Linked DNA regions of Mus musculus: region 1 is linked to region 2. A link is a loop called in an ENCODE intact Hi-C map of the cell type or tissue named here. Cell type or tissue: heart. All regions are shown on one strand. Links, peaks and the distances in the headings refer to the core of each region. The heading gives the core; the rest is flanking DNA. Region 1 overlaps Tekt3 (tektin 3). Region 2 holds the start of Gm36926 (a long non-coding RNA gene).

Region 1 (10,776 bases), core at 2,777-10,776, 52 kb before region 2:
TCGCCTGTGGTGGTGGTGGTGGTGGTGGTGGTGGTATCACAGCAACAGAAAGCCAACTAGAGGGAGAGACATTTCACTTGCTAGAGAATGTCTACCTTAGGCTGTCTTCCAGGTCTCTCTAAAGACTCTGTCAAAGGCTGGCATGTAGCTCAGTTGGTAGAATGCTTGCCTCACAGGTGAAAGACTATGGGTTTGGTGCCAAGCACCACAAAACAAACACGGGAAAATTGCCATCCTGCTTGAGTAGTTTCTGACAATCCCAGGCTCCTTCCTACACCCATTCTTTCTTCTTGCTGTGCTGTTTTACTCTTTTTTCTCTTGGTTCCTCAGCTTTTCCTTTAGGCCTGGCTTTTAGAAATGTGATTTGGATAAGCCCTGGGTGGCACTGGGGTACACACACACACACACACACACACACACACACACATCTGTTTATCTTTTTACAGTTTGTGGGATTTCTATACTTTTATAATAAAGACTACAATAGTTTCCATCACATGTGGAAGGCATTCAGTTATTTCTTCCCTTTAGACCCTCTCCTCTGACATCACAAAGGGACAGTTCCTGTACTATTATACTGCTGCTTCGTCTTTCTCTTTAAATACCAAAAACAAAACCAAAAATCCCTGTTTCCTGTTCACCAGGCTTGAGTATACCAATCTCTATGTCTCCAGTGTCCAATCTGCAGCCCATGCCAATTAATGGGTTAAGTAGACATTGTGTGCATTTGCCCCGCCTATTTTCCATTGGCTCCTCCCACAGTTGTTCTCCCCCCCATCATTCCTTCCATTTCCAGACTTGCTTCTACAGACCGATTCTCTTTAATTATGGCCATACTTTTTCTGTAAGTATGTATGTAGTTTTTTGTTTTTTTTTTTTTGACGGGTTGCTGGACACAGCGATGCCACCTGGTTGAGTGTTTTGATGTTCTCAGGAAACCAAGTCACTTGTTGGCCAATCTGATCATCCTGAGACCTGTGTCCACTTTTGCTTAAGTGAGCCTCCAGAATGTTCTTCACATCTTGGCATTACTAAGGAAAATTACCAGACAAGAGCTAATTAAGGGAGGGAAGGTTAATTTTGGCTCATGGTTTCAGAGGGTTGGTTGGGCCCACATGCAAGATGATCAGAGAAGAGTATAATTGCAGGAGGGTTGTTGCCCACGGCCAACAAGCAAACAGAGAGCCAGCCAAGCAGCCAGAGGTGATGCGCCCTCAAGAACTTGCCCCTAGTGGCTTACTCCCCCAGCTAGAACCTGCTTCCTTGATGTTTCTGCAACCTCCTAAAGTAACACCACCAACTGGGGACCAGGAGCAAACCTGATCTCATGGCTGAGATTTCATGTTCAATCCGTAGTAACTGTTCTCAAGCCAGGGACTTCAAATGTGTGACAGTTCTGACATCTTCGCTGACTGTCTCCTGGGAGCATCATAGATTCTAATCTTGCTCAGTACACATCTCTCCCTTCTCGGCTTGAGAGATCGTTCATCCAACAACTCTGCCCCCAGTGTTTGGCAAAGTTTGAGGAGGGTCCCTTGATACATATGCAGGTTATGTCCAGTCAGAGACTCACATGCATCCCCTGTGTAGCTCTCTAAGCTGTGTTTGTATAGCTTGTTGTTTGCTTGAATTTTGCTCACAACTTCTAGCTGTTGAAGCCCCTCCAGAGTCTGGTTGCTCTATCAATACGGAGTCTGCCATGCTCTTGTCCATTTCATGTGTTTCCCCCACAGTGATCTGGAAATTGCTCCCCAAACACAATGGCTCAACAATAAGAAGGCTCATTATTCGCTTCCTTTTTTTCAGGGATCAGTCCTATGTTGCCTGTAGCCCAGTGTGTGAGAGAAGCTGTCTCATATGTTGGATCCAGGCTTTTAGATGTACAGTGTTGGCTAGTCTACCATGGATGTAGGTGGAAATCCTGTTTGAGTTTTTAAACATTTTTTTTTTAGGCCATGAGACCTTCAGGATTCTTAACCAATAGGAGACCCAAATACACTATACAGCAGTGGAGAACTTTGGTAAAATATTATCAAGGGATGACTTTGATTCCCTCTTCCTGGGTGGCCTTAAAGGATGGATGGCCAGAGCTCCAGGTTTGGTTATAACATAGTTCTTGTGGAACTCATCCCCAGACCTGAGTTCTAAGCTCTGTCCACTAGTCCAGATCCTCAGCCATCCCTTCCCTAAAACAAAACTCTGGCTGCTTTTCCATACTCGGCGTTTCCCCATTCCTCGTGTCTCATGTTGTGCGTGTGTCTCATATTCCGCGGCTGTGTGGTTTCAGTTTTGACAATCCTGGATTGTGATACCTCAAGATGCCAGCATAGCAGGTGTTAGAAAAACCCACGTGACATTCTGCCCTTCAAGTCCTCCAGTCAGAGTACTAACTGACCTTCTCTGGATTTGAGATCTTTTATTGTCAAACATTAAGCAAAGCTAAGGAGAAATGTTTTTGCTAGAAGGAAACTATGTTATTTCTGGATCTGACCAGGGAGACAGGTTGGAAGCAAGACAGACTTAAGGTCCCCAACACCTCAAGTTGCTTTGAACTCACTTTGAAGAAAAGCAATATTTAAAGTTCCAAACTGAAGTGAAGAGATGCCAGTATAGAGTGACTAGGAGGAAAAGGAAAGGGGTTTAGCCCACAGTGAGGGAGCGAGTGCTACTTGGGCCACTCTGGCATGGGAAGCTATTTTATGAGTGGATATTAATTTGAACACAGTTCTACAAATCAGTTATCCTGTATTGTTATGTAGCTAATTAATCATTGAGGAACTTATTTCTTTTTATCTGAATAGTGCATCAAGTGTAATATGACTTAATTCTCTCCCTCTTAGTAACAGGTCTGTAGCCATAAGTTCCCCAACAGAATTATATTGCAAAACCTATGCCACAGTCTGAAGTGTCCTGGTCTCCCTAGGAGGCCCCATGAATGTATTCAACTAAGAATAAAAAGCTGCATGTTCTAGAATGAGATGAACTGCAGTTGGGATAATGTGAAGCCACACGCATGTGTTTGCACACAACAGGATCAGTCTTTTAATTTAGAACGTTTGAATGTCAAAAATTCAAGTGACTAATATAAAAACACACTACCTTCATACATTTTAGAGGCTTGGAGATGGAAACTTTAAAATCATCACCAGAAAGTGCTGTTAACATATCAGAAGAGATATATAATAAGCCTGGGAACTCTGAAGCTGGTACTGTGTCAGATGAAATCTTTTATCAGTATGTTATATAAGATTAATTTATTTGCTTTTTCTTTCTTTCCTTCCTTCCTTCCTTCCTTCCTTCCTTCCTTCCTTCCTTCCTTCCTTCCTTCCTTCCTTCCTCCCTCCCTCCCTCCCTCCCTCCCTCCCTCCCTTCCTTCCTCCCTCCCTCCCTCACTCCCTCCCTCACTCCCTCTCTCCCCCCCTCCTCCCTCCGTCCCTCCCTTCCGTCCCTCTTTTGCAGGAGAGATTTATAAATTGTGTTTGAGCACCATGGAACTTTTAGGTTCTACTTTGACGGCTACATATGCCCACCCTCCACCTGCATCGGCCAGCTTTCTACCAGCCATTGGTACCATAACATCGAGCTATAAGGACCGCTTTCCCCATCGCAATCTGACACATAGCTTGAGCCTTCCATGGAGACCGAACACCTACTACAAAACGGCCTACAACTACCCAACCTTGGCCCCGTACTCCTCGAGGTCCCAGAGAGTGTGTGAGAGCACCATGCTCCCTTTCGTGTCCAATAGGACCACCTTCTTCACGAGGTACACCCCTGACGACTGGTACCGCTCCAATCTAGTCAGCTTCCAGGAGTCCAATTCCTCACGGCACAACTCAGAGCGACTCAGAGTGGATACATCTCGGCTCATTCAAGACAAATACCAGCAGATCCGGAAGACCCAGGCTCACTCTACCCAAAACCTGGGAGAACGAGTCAATGACTTAGCGTTTTGGAAATCTGAAATCACACATGAGTTGGATGAAATGATTGGAGAGACAAATGCACTGACTGATATTAAGAGAAGGCTGGAGAGGGGTTTGATAGAGACTGAAGGCCCTCTGCAGGTGAGGATGAGGGTCAGAGTAGAAGGCACTGCAGCCCAGTGGTTATAGCTATCTCCAACAAAGTACATTTCTGCTGCCCATAGAAGCACCACTCATCATTAGTAAATTTGTAAATGGGATAGAGAGGTAATGGCTAACCATTGCCATTTTATACATATCGCACATAGTGAGTTTCTGAGCGAATTCTGAAAGCGAAGCAGACTAACACGATTATGCTACCCACTGTTTTCAGCCGAATGTGCCCTCTTCTTGGCTGTTGAAAAGGCTGGTCTGATCTCTGCAGGTTGTAGATTAAGATGAAAATGTAAGAAAAACGGTTGTTTAAGAAAATCTTAATTTAATGAGAGCTGAGGAGATGGCTCAGTCGGTGACACCTTTGCCTTGCAAGTAGGAGAACCCAAATTTGATCCCTGGAACCCATATGAAAAAGCAGGGCATGGTGGTGTATGCTGGCAACCCCAGTACTGGCAGGGTGGAGGCAGGGGGATCACTGGGTTCACTGACCAGCCAGCATAATCAGTGAGTTCCAGGCCAATGAGAAACTCCGTTTCAGAATGAAGGTGGTGGTATCTGAGTTAGCATAACCTTTAAGACTGACCTTGGGCCTTCACATGTGTACACACACACACAGACATGCACACACACACACACACACACACACACACACACACACACACACAGAGAAACCTGTACACACACACACATATACACATGCATACACAGAAACCTGCATACACATACACAACAAATGTACACACATACAAACCTGCACACATATACCTACATACATATAAGCATACACAAAAATGCACACATGTATGTACACATATACCTGCATACACAAACATGCACTCATGTACACACACGTTTACATACCCACTTACACATAAACACACACACACAAATAAACTTTTTTAAACAACAAAAAAAAATCCAAAAGAAACGAAATTTTTCAGTCTGTGTCATGAAGTAATCCCTAGGTTGACATAATTTCTTTTCAGGCATAAGCGATCAACTGGGGCCCCTTTAGAAATCTGTTTAGGATTCTTTTATTAAAAAGATAATTGGGGCTGAGTGTAGTAGGCCAGTTGTCGTGGATAGACAGGCAGCCTTTCAGTTAATCACTGGTGTCTGATTAGGCTTTGAGTGGGCTCTAGTCACCTATGACCCTTGTACCACTGGATATAGATCTTCCAAACTCATATGCACACCACTATAGAAAAAAGGCATTCCCTGTCTGAAGCTGGGAAAGGATATACATTAATAAACTTCTCAGTGGGCGCCACCAACACCAGGTGTCTCAATGTGGAATGCTTACAGGAGATCTCATGGTATCTAAGAGTGAGGACCAAGGGGCTGAAGGTCTAGTGATTTCAGGACTTGTCTGGGCTTCTCTGCACAGTGTCACTTTCTGTCCCATCCTCTCACTAACCACAAATACAAAACTACACACAAGTCCCAGTGTCCCGAGGAGGCGCTCACATAGGGTCATTTTGGATTAGTTCATCTAAGTTGTTACAGAATGCCTCCAATGTCTTCCTTGGGACCTAGCCCAGGGACTGAAAATATAATGTCCCCAAGACACTCGGTTGCTTTCCTCAGTCCCTTCACTATGACTGGGCTCTGATTGGTTCTAATGTGAGCTTTCTCCTGCAGTGGCTGCCTGAGTGTTCTTGTGGGTTACAATATTGACTGTCAAAATGGAGTCAAAGGGCCTGATTACATAGAGATAAACCTCAAAAAAGAACATATAAATAACCACTTAGTAGGAGGAAGCTTGTTAAATTTTAGCACAATAGTAATTACATCAATCAGGGGGCCATTGTAGCTTACCAAATATGCAATAATGAACACTTGTGACATCTAGGGCAGAAAGCATGCACTTGGATGTGTCACCGGTGGGACCATGGGCCGGAGGAAGATTCCTGAAAGGCAGTGTGGTGATATCCACTTAAATAATCAGAACTTCTACAATCTACCAGTTCGTCTTCTAGTAAATGTAATTTTTACTATTAAAAATTAGAAATTTGCTCAGCTATGGTTCAATAACATATCACAACATGGTTCACATTTTGCATTTACTAAAGTTTAACATAGTCCTGTGTCATGGAAAAGGTTTTGAAGAAAGCATTTTAGCTACACAATGACTTCCTACACAGCTCATTGTTAGCGAATTATGCTGCTTTTTATTGTCATTACTAACATTCTCTGCTTCAAAGAATATTTTAAAACTCCAGTCTACCATTTCATTTGATCCTAAAAAAATTAGTATAAAATTTAGAGATATTTCTGTCTCCATTTTATTAAAATCAGACAGCCAATAAACAAAGCAGCAATGAGCCTCTGAAACATGTTTTCTGTATTTTAATTCTTAATAGGTAAAAGCATATTATTTTTATAACTAGGAAAATAAACAATTTTATAGATAATGACTCAGATAGTTGGCTACACAAACATTTTAATATTTTGAAAGCAAACCATTTATTTCTACTTTTTCCAGTAGAAAATACTTAGAAATAATAATTATATCTCAGACTCTATTTTCATGTTATCCAACTGTTTCTCTTCAATAAACTGATGCCAAGCATTTAATTTAGTTACTCGTTGGTGGGGATTCTTTTTGTCAGCTTTCCAAACTAGGATTTTTTTTTTCAAATTAATTTCTAATGTAGATGCCAACCTTTCAGTAAAAGCAAAGACTTCCTTCCCTGCCAGGGTCTTTCTTGTGCTAAACTCTTCCAAACTGACTTGAGAGGTCCACCTTGGGGGTTCCTGTTGCCTTCCTTTAAAGTAGCCGCTGTCATTTCATTGACATGTTCTGTGCTCTGTGGATCTCTAGGTTTCCCGAGAGTGTCTCTTTCACCGCGAGAAGAGAATGGGAATCGATCTTGTTCATGATGAAGCCGAGAAAGAACTACTGGCGGTAAGTGTGTGTGTGTGGGGGGGGGGAGCGAAAACGCTTCAATACTGAGAAGCCTACAGTCACAAATGTGTGTTTAGGTGAAGAAATCAGGGAGGTACAGGCTAAAGCCACTCATAAGTAAATTTATAGTGTCTGGCAAAGGCTCATTTTCTTGGTTTTATAAGTAATATATATGTTGACTGAGAATTTTAAAAATACAGGAAAGAATAAAAAAATAGATAAGGTGTTTATAGCCGCATTTGGATGCAAATCAGCATCTGTAGATTTTGGAGTACTTCAGTCATTCTGTCAAACACTCTTAGATAATTGTGTCCCTTTCATGCAATAATGACATAAATGTGTCTCCCAGATTGCACTCCAACTATATCTGTCAATGTGAAAACACCTGCCTCCATTTAAAATGACACCAAAGCCACTTTCCTGTCAGTGCAGATACCTGTAGGACACAACTTTGATTAGCCAATTCACAGGATCTGATCCCTGTAGCTCCATGCCACCATGGTGTCAAAACCATCACTGCAGAGCCCAGTGCACGCTCCTGACTCCTTCTCCCCACTTCTCTTGAGGACTAGTAACTGGGATGTCAAAGGGCATGCACATCTGGGGAAGCTTTGGTCCACGGTCAAGTGGCCACCCCAGAACTGATGTGTCCAAGCTGCTCTGTGGAATCTCCTAGGCTCACTTGCACTTTCCACCTCTTAAATCTGCATTACTCCCGAGTTCTCTGGCTTTCTGTGCTACCTACACTGACGTCTCTCTCTCAGTCGGTTGAGGTTTCAGCCTCCGAGTGCTTGAGGATACTTCCAGTCTCTTTCTTTGTCTAAGACGTTAACTCAAGCACTAGTTCTTCACCTTAAGAGTTCTGCCAAACAGTTTTAAAGACTTTGATTAGCATGCACTAATAAGGATCAAGTAAGTCCTGGTCAACTGCTTGTCCTTCCTCCCAGATCACTTCCTAGCCTGTCCTACCCTGTCACCTTCTTCTTCCTCCCGGTGGTAGAGTACCCTTGGCTGCAGCCATTATCTCCTTAAACCCTGCATCAGCGTCAGCTCTTTATCTGAAAACAAACAGCAAACAATCCACCTCAGAGCCCTACACTGTGACATATGAAATGGATGGAAGACTTAAGGATCAAGGTTAGAAATGATTAAATACTTAGGAAAAGAAGGTCTAAATAACGTTGACCCGGGAGTGGGTGACAGTCTTTTAGATACAACCCTGAAAGAAAAACAAGAACAAAAGATAAGCTACATCAACAAAACTGGAGAACTGGAACATCAAGGAAGGGAGATTATCCTCTTCACACAGCATATACCTGATATGAACTTCTATCTAGCCTATATAAATAATAATTAAGTTTTAGAGAAAAACAATTCAATTGTTTGATAATATTAATTTTAATACCTCTAGACTTAAGATCATATAGGCAAAAGAGGTTATTTATTTAATTACTTTGGGGGGAGACAGAGTTTCTATATTTAGCTTTGGATATCTTGGAAACCCACTCTGTAGACCAAGTTAGCCTTGAACTCACAGAGATCCAACTGCCTCTGCCTCCCAGGTGCTGGGATTAAAGGTGTGCACCACCATCGCTTAGAAGCAAAGGAGATTTTATTTTATTTTATTTTATTTTGTTTTATTTTATTTTATTTATTTTATTATTTTACTTCTTCAAAGAAGGTTTTAACTGGAAACAGTTTAAGAAACACCAGTCTAAAGCTATCTATCCAGAAGCCCAGGAAAGTGTTGTCCTTACCATTACTCCATAACTTTGGTCACAGTTAAAGTGTGAGGCAGTGGGGTTTCACTCGGGGTGATAGAAAAGAAAAGGCTGCAGAGTCTCTACTCTGACATCCTCCCTTCTGCAACGCTGCCCTAAGAATCCAGTTCCTGAGAGGTGGGTGGCAGCAGGAGACTGTGAAGGCTTCATCTGCTCAAATAGGAGCCCTAATTCAAGGATCCTCAACCACGGAGACAAAGTTCCTGTTTGGCTTTCACCCCAAAGTCCTGCTAGTGAAACCACAGTCATGGACTACACTGACATCCTGGGACTCTCTGGGAAGTCAGTCCACAGTAGCTCTTACTCCTCTCCAAGTTCAGAATCATCGCCCTTTTCCCGGCTCCTGCAGGTGCGCCTGTGCGCTGCAGGTAGTTGCAGTCATGGGCTCACTGGACCCAGACTGCCTCCACAGCTCCTGCCTTCTGCATCTGCCTCCTGCAAGCTCTTACCTCCAGGCAGGGGAGAGGATGGCTTGCACCACACATAGTTCCACTGCAGGGATGAGTTCAGATTGACAGGTCAGGTAACACTGGGCAGCTCTACACTTCCCAATATAGACTTTCTTTCTTCGTGGGAATTCCTCTGCCTTCAACCATCTGCTTGCTGTTTGTCATCTGACTTTGTTTGAATTCACAAACAACTATTGTTTAAGGATTAAAAAATATTAAAGTTTTATTAAATGCATTTTCCCCCACTGGAAATCCCAGGAGTTTCCACTACGTCCATTTTATGTGAAAACACCCACAGTACATATTGTAAAGTGTTCTAATGATGTTTTCTAGGCAGGATTCCAGGCATCCTTTGATCTCTCTCTCTCTCTCTTCTGTATCTCTCTCTCACTCTCTCTCTTTCCTCTTTCCCTTCCTCCCTCTCCCTTCTCTACTGCCCCTCTTCTCTATGTCATTGAGACAGATGACCATTAAACAATACAAAATTCTAAGATTCTTTTAGTATCCCATGATATTTATAAGAACAGGCAGAACTTTGGTACAACATGGAAGCAGAGAAAATGCTCATTGATTCCACTGATCCTGAGCCTCAAAGAATCAGACAGCAGGTTTAACATTTTAGGCATACTCAGTATTGTCTAAACATGTATGTGGCATGTCCGTATGTGTATGGGAGTGCCTATGTATGTGTTTGCCTATGAAGGCCAGAGGACAACGTCAGCTGTCATTCTCAGGACTGCTGCTTCTTTCTTTCCAGGCAGGGCCTTTCATTGGCCCGGAGCTCATCAATTAGGTTAGACTGGCTGGCCAGCAAGCTTCAAGGATCTGTCGGTCTCAGCCTCCCCAGGCCATCGTGTCTGGGAAGCCAACCCAGGTCCTTGTCCTTGCAAGAGAACTGCTTTACCGTCTGAGCTCTCCGTCCCCCAGAAGCCCCTGAATCAATACATTTAAGTTAAACAACAAAGGAAGAAGACAACAGGCATATGCTCATGGTAGTAAAGAGAAGAAAGTATCATAATCAAATCAACAAAGATAAGCAAAAAAATTATTTGATAGATTTTAGCATCATAGAAACCATTAATGTCAATATACTAAATACCATGCACAAAGTTACATTGCACCCGATGGGAAAGAACTGATTTTATTTTAAGGTAAGGGGGTCTCCTACTCTGTGACCCAAGCTAACCTTAGACTTAAACTCCTCAGCATCTCAGCCTTTCTTGTCTTCCTAAGACTACAGGCTCTTACCACCACATGTGGCTAAGGACTGCATTTTGAGTATGTTAAGAACATCAAATATATCCTTATATTAGCCTTCAAATACAGGCAGGTTGGCTGTTGTCTTGGGGCATGCTCTGTCACTTTGGTGAGAGTTGCAGGATAGATGACTACCCAGCGTGCCCAAGGAAGGCAGACTTATTCACTATTGTAGACAAATTCAGCTTTCTGGAAGGGAAATTAGCTTTAATTGCCAAACCTATAATTGCCAAACCTAGAAAACAAACATGACCCTTGGCAGTGTCGATCTGTTTACTCTGATTGTTCGCAACAGCATC
Region 2 (10,689 bases), core at 2,690-10,689:
TTCTGTCACTCTCAGTTTTTTGGAGATGCAGCTGAATCAACTCTTAAAGTAAATTTCTAAGCCTCAGAGGCTTTGGAGCAAGAAGAAATTAGTTTGCTACCACAGGGGACATTGCCTCTCTTCCCATTGTCATAAACTCCTGGGTAACATGGTTGGCACCCATCTCCCAGATCAAGGGTTATTAGTGTATCAGTTACTTTGTTCTGTGTATCAAAACCACCTCCAAATTTATTGGCCTAAAATAGCGTGTGGTTGGCTCTCACCATTCTCACGTGATTTTCATTGGCGTCCCTCTGCTCCAGGTCCGACTCTGGTGTACTTGGGGGACCTTAGCACAGGTAGCTGGGATGGTGGTTGAGAATCTCCTATCGCGTTTCCTCTCAGTCTCCAGAAGTGAGCAAACCAGCTCAGTCAGTCGACAGGGTCTCAAGGGAGGAAGTGAGGGTTGAAAAAGAAGAAAAGCAATTAGAGAAAAGTATAACATGGCTTCAGCCTGTACTGAGGCAGAAGCAGCTCTAGTCTTTCCCAGTCTGCTTTTATATCATTCTAGGTACATCCAAAAAACCCACGGCCGGTTCTGAGATCAAAGACAAAGTAATCAAGTGAAGTAGTAAACAAAATGATCACATAAGATAGTAATTAGCAAAGTAGGAAGCCAAGCGATCACACAAGATAATAATTAAGTAAAGTGGTAACCAAAGCCCCACGGTCACCGTTTCTAATATTCTTATCTGAACCTACTTCCTTGTCGGAGCCCAGTGACAAATGCCAAACTCCTACAAGTGACACCAAAAGCTCTCAACCCAGAAGCATGTCTGGGCTTCCTCCTACAGCATTTCCCATGTTGCACCGTTAATATCACACTAGCATGGATAGATGCCAACTTAAAGAGTGGAAAAATAGAATCCATCTCTTGAAGGAGGTGAGCATTAGGGCTGAGAAGTGTCTGCGGGCTGAACAATGGTGTTGGTCTCTGGCTACAGTTGCTGCTCAATAAATATCTATTGAATATTGTTTTAAGAGGACTTCAGTCTTGCTTCTCATCACATAGTTGAATTGAAGATGTTCAAAGCACACTTGTCCCAAAGTCCGGGCTCCGTAGAGTGCCGTGGATGCCAAATACACTTAGTCACCACCTGGAAAAAGTCAGATGTCTCTCACCATGGAAGAAATCAGCAGAGTCCAGTGACCTCAGCAAGGCTTCTGTTTCCTTGATGGAAGGCAGCGCTGGTGTGGGCAGGAAACTGATACTACAAGTGGCAAGCTTCTAGTAGATGGCCAGCCTGTTTCAGCTCCACCCAGGAATTCACACACTGTGTGCTACGGGAGAAGGGTTGAGGACCAGATGCCAGAGCTGCAGAGTCAAAATGGCTCTTCGGTTCCTGGGATAGACACATGCCTGCAGTGTCGTCTGTACATACAGATGGCATAGACTTCCACCAGCTGACATACAAGTGTGTGCTCCTGGTTGCCCTTTGCCTGGCCTCAAACGGAGGAGCCCATGAGTTCCTCCTCACCCTCAGCTTGCTGTAGTGAAGGCTCTTTCTGGAGCAAGCCATTAAGCAGCACCTGTCTATGGTCTCTGCTTCAGGTCCTGCCTCCAGGCTCCTGTCTTGGCTTTCCTCAGTGATATGTGACCTGAGAGTTGTAAGATGAACTAAACCCCTTCATCCCACATCTGTTTTTGCTCTGTGTTTTATCACAGCAATAGAAGACAAACTAAGAGGGTATTCATTAATTTTTCTAATGTGTCACTGGATTCAAAATTCAATCTGCTGGATTATTAGAAGAAGGTGTGGTGTGATAGCACCTGACACTCACTTCCTCTGGACATTTCCTCAATTTCCTTGGGACATTGCTGAGTTCTGTGATCTTGGGATCCACTGGGTTCCACCACCCACCCATGTGTGAGTCTTCACTCAAAGGACTTTGGGGATGGGCATTTGAAAACTCCATGACAGTAAGAGACCGTAGAACATGGCAAACTTTGTTGGCAGTGTACAGATGGAACTACATAGAAGAGGCTTCATAGCCTGAGGTTTACTGGGGTGTGTGTGTGGGGGGGGGGGATATAGCACACAGAGATGAGGATAGGGAGTTCTTGTGGAAGGGGACATCAGAAAGGGGATCTTATAAGCATAAGATTCCATTTTGTCCGTAGGTAGATGATGATCTGATGTATGTATGCAAAGAAGGTAGAAACTATAGGGCTAAAAATATGATTGTCAGAACTACTTTTGTAATAGTGTAATGTATAAAACATTGAGTTTGAAACCACTAGGCTTTTGAGCTGATGAATCTAAGCGTACAGTGAGCTAAATAACCTAATACCCAAAGCCATCCTTGGTTCATTTGTGCACCATCTTAGCTGTGAAAGACCACAGCAAGCCACTCACTGAGAGGAAATGCTGTCAAATGGGGAGGAAATGCATGAGGGCAGATCCTGAAGACCTGAGAACAGTGTGATTCTGTCTGTCTTGACTGAGGGGGTCCCTGCAGGCATCCAGGAGAGGAAGTGGACTGCAAAGCAGTGAGAATGAAAAATCAGAAAGACTTCATCAACCTGGAGCTGGCTTGGGGAGTCTGATGCCAGGTGGTTCATTGCCAGCATGTTTAAAACACAGAACCGTTTAGAAAAGTTTCCTGATGTAATACAATCTCCAGTTCACAAGAAAGCATAATTACATCAAAACTCAATCCAGGATGCATGTCATTTCTCCCAAGAAGATGGGTCCTAGAGATAGGCTACGTGTGTTAGCATAAGGGCCTAGGGAAGGGTCTGGGTCCTTTGGGATGTTAGCCATCTCTGGTTCTTGTTGTGGAAGCTTGGGGAACCTCTGGCTATGCAGATAATTTAGGGGTCATTTAGACTATTAATCTCTCTGGCCCTGGTATTGGAAGCGTGGCTGTAAGGGCCATTGAGATTGCCAGCCACCTCCTGTCTTGGTTATACAAGCTTGATGTGAACTGGTCTAACAAATAATGCAGATCACCAGGCTGTCAATCACCCCTAATTCCCAGCATTCTGAATGGAAGAACAGGTCTTCCCTCCTTTGAGGAGACCCCCTGCGTGATTGATGCTCTTGTTTTCCCTGGATGTCTGTGGGTATAAGGATCTTTGTGTATCCAACACTCAATCATCACATGATCCCAGGCACATCTCTCCCTTTTCTCACCTGGGTTCATAGTGACAAAACTGATTGGGACTTCTCAGGGTTCGGTACTATTGATGTTTCCTGTTTTCTATCTTTGGAAAGTTATCTAGTTGAGACTTCTTAGCCGAGGCTTCCTGCCTTGAAATCGACCTTTTGATTTTCTGAGATGGCTATGGTCCACTTCCTCCGTGGATGAAGCTCATAGCATTAATGCCAGAGAAGGTCATGTAGGCCAATGTTTTCAACAGTGACATTCAGTGATCCTGAATCTTGGAGCTAAGGTGGGGGAAGATATCACATTGCCCATCCCCCAGGGAAGGCTCATGAATTCACTCCCCTGAGACACAAAACTCACAAATGTCCCAGGAATCCTAATTGAGCAGCTCATGTGGTAGAGGAATTCAGATGTTAATAGCATTCATATGTTAAGTATGGGCACATACTCTGAGTCTGGGCATTAAGCAAGAAAGAGGAAGAAACTGAGGGAAAAGACAATATGGTAGTAGGTGGTAAATCATAACAACCACACAGGGCTTTCCCCTGAGGCAAGCTAACCACCATTTCCAGTATTATTTTAGTCATCTGAACCACCGTCTTACCACATGCTGTGGCCGGCATTTCTTTCTTTCCCTTCCTTCCTTCCTTCCTTCCTTCCTTCCTTCCTTCCTTCCTTCCTTCCTTCCTTCCTTCCTTCCTCCCTTCCTTCCTTCTTTCTCTCTCTCTCTCCTCCCTCCCTCCCTCCCTTCCTTCCTTCCTTTACATTCTTTTTTTTTTTCACATTCAAAGCCATGTACCTAAACCAATGAATTCCGAAGACTCTGTAAGAATCCCTCAAGATAAAAACAGATCTAGGCCTACTTTCTTTCTTGTGCATCATCTGATACATTGTTAAAAGTAAAACACAGGATTATCAAACTCCTAGTGCACATACATATTAGCCCAACACTAATTGCCCACCTTTCTGTCCAGCTGTGACCAGCAAGCCCTGGCTCCTGGCCCTCTCGCTCCTTCCCTGAAGTGGGCTGTTTGTATTCTTTCCACTTGTGCCAGAAAACCACAGATTCTGTGTGCTGGGGACCTGGGGCTGGAATGTCTGACTAGTCTCTACAATTAGCCATGAGGTGTGCTTAGCTCCCCACAGTTTGTTTACTCATTTTAAGTCAGAGCGTGGAGGCACAGTGTGTTTATTGCCCTCCACTGTTGAATCAAAAGAGGCACAGTGTGTTTATTGCCCTCCACTGTTGAATCAAAATATCGATGCATTCAACTTACAGGGAGGATTCAGGAATTGCAGTCCAGGATTGGCTGGCTCTAGGCAGCAGGGCTGACTTTGAGGCAGAGATCCACGGCAGGAAGTACACAATGGGGAAAGATGCCTACCTCATGGCAGTTAGGAAGCAAAGAGAAGGAGAGAATGGGGTGAGGTCCTGATGATACTGCTTCCTTCTGTTAGGTCCTACTGTCTATACGTTCCTCCGCTGACAAAGTCATAGCATATGCATGGCTGGAGGAATGGTTATCCCAACCACAACACACGCTGCTTACAGAGGTAGCCTGCACTCTCGGCTCTGCATAATCATGGGGTTTACCCTCATTGCTGTTACCATGGAGCTTTGAGACTACATACACGTTGAGCCTGGTCGCACAGGCCTATAATCCCCAGCTACTTCTGACTGCGAGTCTGAGTTTAAGTCTTGCAGGATTACAGAGTGAGTTCAAGGCCAACCTGAGCAACTTAGTGAAACCCTGTCTCAAAATTAAAACAAACAAATGAACAAACAAGAGCCTTAAAAAGGACCAGAGGACTAGGAAGGTAGCTCAGTGGTAGAGTACTTGCTTGCTTAGCACGTGAAAGGACCAGGATTCAATCCTCAATACCCTAAATAAAAAATAAAAACAAAAGCAAACAAGCCTGCTATCCCCTGGAGTTGAGTAGTTAAGAATATGGCCTGATGGCCTAAGTGTATATTTGGGCACCACTGTTCTGCCAATTGTGTGGGTGCCTTAGGAGGTCACAGCCACTCTGTTCTTAGAGAAGTGGGTTAAATGAGGTGTTTAGCACTGGCCCACAGAAAGTGTTCAATGCATTGTGAGTATAATATTCCATATGTATTACACGTGTCCCTGAATTTCATTATTCACCACCTCTATATTACTTTAAAGGTTTCTATAATAGTTGAGCTATGGCTGAGCCAAAGCTTACTGACTATTCATAACCTCTTTCATTATAAGAATTGTCATGATTAATACATTTGAGCAGCAGCTTTTCACACATCCAGGACCATTTTCAAATAAATTCCTAAAATTCATTTCTGAGCTCAAAGTTTTAAATGATCTCCACAGGAGGCCCTGCCACTGAAGTTCCCTGGATTAGGTATTTCCTAGACCATAACAATGAAGAGGAAACACACTTGAAATTTTGCCCACTTTTCCCTTTGAACTTCGCAAAAGGGTTTGACCTTTGACCTCTGCTTGTGACCGTCCTGGGGTAGCTAAGGTTTCACACTTGAAAAGCAGCCGGAGGCTCTCAGAGGAAGAGAACACCTGCCCTGGGGCTCATTCTCAGACCACAGGCTCAGAGGCTCACAGGGAGTGAGACACCTTGGGGCTACACTGGGGTTGTTTCCCCAGGCCCTCATTGCTCCTCCTGCTGGAGGTGAATGCTCATTTCTCACGTGTAGGGCTCAAGCATCCCCTTGTGGGTAGTAAGCAGTCTTTTTGTCCCCTCTCTCTGTATGTCATATCAAGTCCAGGCTGCCTTTGTAAGAAGGACCACAGCTGCTCTGCAGAAGCCCAGACAGTATGTCATGGTCCACTCTCCTCCTTTATAAGTTCTGCAGTGAGACTGCTCACTCCCCATCTCTCTGGGAGCAGAAGCCTGCCTCTTAGGACTGACTGGGAGCTTTAGATAAGTTTCAGCTTCAGGGTTGCAAATACGTGTCTGTTTCTGACCTTCTCTCGCTCAAATTGCTCTCTGTCAGCTTATGGGATGGCAGAGAAAGGCAGCTTTCTCCCCTTCCACTTGCATCTCTGGAATCTGGCTTCCCTAAGCAACAACACATTCAGGGACAAAGAGTGGTTTGTGTTCTGTAGTTTTCTTTGTGTCTGCAACATAATTATTCTGTGCTTTCTCTCTCCCACAGGTGAAGGAGCCGAAGATGCACTTCATTCTGAGATAAAACTGTGAATTTGCAAGTTAGGTTGTGTGTGTGATACATGTGTATGTGCTTGGTGTGTGTGGATGGGTGTGTGTGTGATGTGTTTGTGATGTGTGTGTGTGTAGTATACATGTGGTATGTATATGGTGTGGTATGTATGTGTGCATGTGAACACACATGTGTGTATGTATATGTGTGTGGCATGTAGTATGATAATGTGTGTGGTGTGTGTGTGTGAGTGTGTGTTTGGGTGATGGGGTATGTGTGTGCATGTTATGGTGATGGTAATGGTGGTGGTGGTGTGTGTGTGTGTGATATGTGTGTGTGTGTGTAGTGTATGGGTACGTGTGTGAGGTATATATGTGGGGTGTGTGTGCATATATGTGTGCATGTGTGTGGCATAGTATATCACATGTATGTATGTGGCATGTAATGTGATGTGTATGGTGTGGGGTGTGTGTGTGCTTCTGTGTGTCTGTGTGTGGTGATGTGGGGTGTGTGTGTGTGTGTGTGTGTGTGTGTGTGTATGTGGCTGATTTGATCTTCTTTGTTTATACAGAGCATCTTCCCATCCTTCAGGACTTGAACATGACATAGTTTCAAACTTCTGTATTGTCAGAGGGGAATGGAAGCCAGTGGAAGTTAAACTTAGTCCCGTTCCTTCCCTTCTCTCTGCCTCCATTGTCCCTTCCTCTTTCTGTTCATTCTCTCCCCCTTTGCCTGTTCTTCTAATAAGCTGCTCTTAAGGTCTGCTCACAAGGTCAGAACAGTGTAGATGCACCCAGAGCCAGTGAGTTGACTTTTGAAAATCCTTCCAGACCAGCTGCATCCAGGTTGGGCCAAGAACTCTCCCACACAGACTGCCATGAGGCTGCACAGGCTTCCTTGGCTGTGTGAACACTGTCCAGATAGTGATGGAGGAAAGATGCTTCTGGCCACGTCACCATCTGGACACAGGCCAAGTGCAAGTCTCACCTCTCCTTTGCTCTTGAGGAGTGTGCAGAATGAAAAGCCACAGGGTAGGGAAGCAGGCCTTGGGTCCCAGCCTGGCCTTTGCAGGCTGATGCCGGGAGAAACGCGTGCATTTTTCTCACCCCAGCTCCTTCACATGGAAATAGTTACAGTGCTTCCCTCTGGACAGGATGCTCTAGACAACAGCATGTTATCGGCTGCCAAGTGCACAAAGGGCTTCCTCCTGCAGAATCTGCTTGAGTTCTACTCCAAAAGACAACAGTGGCAGTCTCATGGAATCAACTGTTACTTCTGAGCATTGTCCCAGGGCAGGTGCTGGCCAGATGTGTGTGTGTGTGTGTGTGTGTGTGTGTGTGTGTGTGTGTAACATGGACCTCCTGAGGCTGGATGCTGGATATCAGTTCCCAGGGACAGGTATAACTTTCCCCATTTAATAGAAAGAGAAATGTGGGCGACTAACTGTATATAAAGTATATCTTTCATGAAAAAGGAAATTGAATTATGGAAAGTGCTCTAGGAGTTTTGTAGATGTAACAAGGAGGAGTAAGACAGAACAGGGCCTTGCATGGTACCCATTTTGTACGGTCATTGCAAAGGTTAGTGATTTGATTCGTATGAAATGCTCAGGGTGATCCTTGGTCTTAATAGGATGGCTTGGTAAATATAAATGGCTAATGCTATTAATTTAGTCCATGACTTCTGAATGGAGTGATCACTCCTGAGAGACTCAAACTCAGTGCAGCAGAAACACTCAGCCTTTAGAACTAGCCAGTCTGGGGTGACCTCACTGTTTCCTCGGTGAAGTTGTAGGAGTCTTATTTTCTCTATGTGTAAAGGGGAGGCAAACATCCACGATGATAAATATGATTGGGTGACTGTTCTGTGTGATTATCATGGCAAGTAGCTCAATGGGACATTATTCATGGCTGCAATGAAGTCCTATTTGGCCGAGGAGAGTGATCCTTAAAGGAGCGTGAGAGAACCAGAAGGACATCTCCCTCAGGTGGCTCCAAGGGGGAGGAGGCAGACATCTCGGGCCTGATGGGTGAAGACTGGTGCGGATGAGCTGTATAGTCAGCAGCTCTGCCAGGGCTTAGCAGCTGAGATGGAGGGCCAAAGAGACAGAGGCTGAGAGGGCGGGTCTAGGGAAGACTGGACTCAGGGAGGAACCTGATAGGCCCAGATGCAAAATCCATGCCTGCAGCCCTCGCTGTCACTCTTCCTCAAAGTCTAGGCTTTGAGGTCATAAATGATATTTTCTGATGTGACCGTTATGTCCTGGACTGAGAGATAACAGCCTCTGGCTTTCAGTCTTCGATTTAATCATGGGAGGAGGACGTCTGTAAAGATCAAAGGACCTGTGCTTCCTGCTTTCCAGAACTCTGTGCAGACCATGTCAGAGGAGGACTGGGATAGGCTCTCATCTTTTTGTCCATACCCTGCCCCGTTTCACCCGATGAGACTAATCCATGTCTTGCATAATCAATAGCCCATCCCCTAGCCTCGACCTGGTTTATATTGAACCACAGAGGGAACCTGGAAGGAAAACTAAGGGTGTAATAATTCCAGAACACCATGCTGGACATGCTGGAGAATCAGTGAGACGAGCGACCAGACTCTGAGTCCCATCCCTTGCCACCAGTGCCAGCATCTCTGCCATGGACCCTACTGAGATCATTGGACCCGTTTTCAGTTTCTTCTAAGCATAACAGTCAGGGCTAAGAATGAGTGTTGGGAAAGTAGAAACAGCTATAGCAAGGGAGAAAGAAGAGACCTGGGGGAACTAGAAGATGCTGGCTGAGAGCAGAGCAATTGGACCATCAGCCTTGTCCCTGACTATGAAGCCCAGCAAGATGTGAGGTCTGTACAGCAGAGGAGGACTTCCTCTGATGCCTTGGGTTGATCACAGTGGACGTTCCTGACATAAGAGACTGGGGAAAGTAGAGACTGGGGAAAGTGCCAGGATTCCAGGAAATCGCTTCAAGTAAACCTCTTCCGTTAGATGAGCATCTGTACTTGTTAGTGATGAAGACCCTTCTTATGTGATAGAGGGGGTGGGCTGAGCTGAGAAAATGCTCCAAGCGTCATCTGCCAAGCTCTTGACTTCCCAACTGCTCTTCTGGTCTATCCTGCCGGAGAGGTCAGAACCATTTTTTTGTTTGTTTGTTTTTGTCAGACAGGGTTTCTCTGTGTAGCCCTGGCTGTCCTGGTACTCACTCTGTAGACCAGGCTGGCCTCGAACTTAGAAATCCACCTGCCTCTGTCTCCACTGCCCGGCTTCAGAACCCTTTTCTGCAGAGGGTTGTTAGCTTGAAATGAGTGTCCTCACCAAGGTCACTACTTAATAGAGATCCGAGGAAAGATACATTAAAGACAAAGCTGAAAGACATGTTTCCCTAAATTCCATTCTAATACTCAGCCAGTATGGTATGCTGGGGCTGAGGGAGTCAAGGCAGAAAGAGCAGATATCATGGACTCTTGCTAATTGGGCACATAGCAAAAGGAACCTGACTTTGGTATCACTGAGATATTTGGTTCCCTGGCATGATGTTGATGGGCTAAGTTGTACCACGTTGGAATGCTGTACAGTGATTCCTTGCACTGTGTAACACTGTATGTATATACCCACTACACAGATTTCAGTTCTGCAGAATCCACTCAAAATTGCAGATAGCTAACTAAGAATGGGCTGGCTCTCTTTGCCTATATACAGGTTAGCGTTTCCAGGGAGGACAGCCCCGAGCTTTCAGGTTCAGGAACACCACAAATTCATTCCAAGTTCATTTCCTGCAAGGCCTCTTGGGATCACTCTATCCTGGAAGATACACAAGCTGGACACTGTCTCTTTAAATAGTAGAGGCTGAGAACCTCTCAGGCCACCATGACATATCCCAGCATTGGACCAGCCCCTGAATAAACTGGAAAGACGCCTAGGACAGCTTCAGTTACAGGGAGCTCCACCAGAGAACCTCTCAGGGAGCCTGGCTGGAAGCAGCAGAGCTCAGAGTCTGGTCTGCTGTGGGCATCTGCTGTCCTACGGGGAGGGCTCCCAAGCCTTTGCTCTTGACTGCAGAGACATCCAAGTGGAGGAAGGGGTTACACCATTGGTCTGGTGAGTTTGATTGGCAAATGGTATCTCTGGGTAGGGTGTGCTTTATAGAGTGGCTCAGTTTTTGTCCATTGCAACCTGCAAATGGAAGCGACTGCAATGAAGACGGAACATAGATTACTGAACCTTGGGGTTCTCAAATTCTTGCTTTAAACCTGGGTGTGTATTTGGCTGGGGAGGCAAGCAAGTGGTCCGAGAGTTTCTAGAATCTGAATGCATCCTGATTAGAAGGGAGAGAGGCGCCTAGATGGTTCTACCTAGGGCGAGGCTGCAGTGTTCACCCAGCTGGCCAGCG

The links. A loop is a pair of places that touch in the nucleus more often than their neighbours do. Peaks named below come from ENCODE experiments on the same cell type or tissue, not always from the same donor. Only the 100,000 strongest peaks of a DNase experiment are listed, where the experiment ranks them.
Region 1: a loop joins it to region 2, with 2.0 times the contacts of the local background. A loop is called at or near these places in 2 of 42 quality-filtered maps.

What each region holds. Positions count from the first base shown.
Region 1 is chr11:63,066,519-63,077,294 of GRCm38, forward strand. Tekt3 (tektin 3) reads left to right here. Exons shown (of 8, transcript NM_027660.1): 2 at 3,460-4,067; 3 at 6,907-6,990. The coding sequence starts at 3,489. Among named protein-coding and RNA genes, the nearest start is that of Tekt3, 10 kb to the left of the region's middle. In heart, for the core only: no CTCF peak of the experiment used is centred there; no DNase peak of the experiment used is centred there; H3K27me3 peaks cover 287 bases.
Region 2 is chr11:63,118,754-63,129,442 of GRCm38, forward strand. It overlaps Gm36926 (a long non-coding RNA gene), which reads right to left and starts at 506. Exons shown (of 3, transcript XR_388733.4): 1 at 264-506. It also overlaps a transcript of Pmp22 not described here. In heart, for the core only: a CTCF peak has its summit at 5,806; DNase peaks (open chromatin) are centred at 7,288 and 10,208; H3K4me3 peaks cover 60 bases; H3K27ac peaks cover 1,229 bases.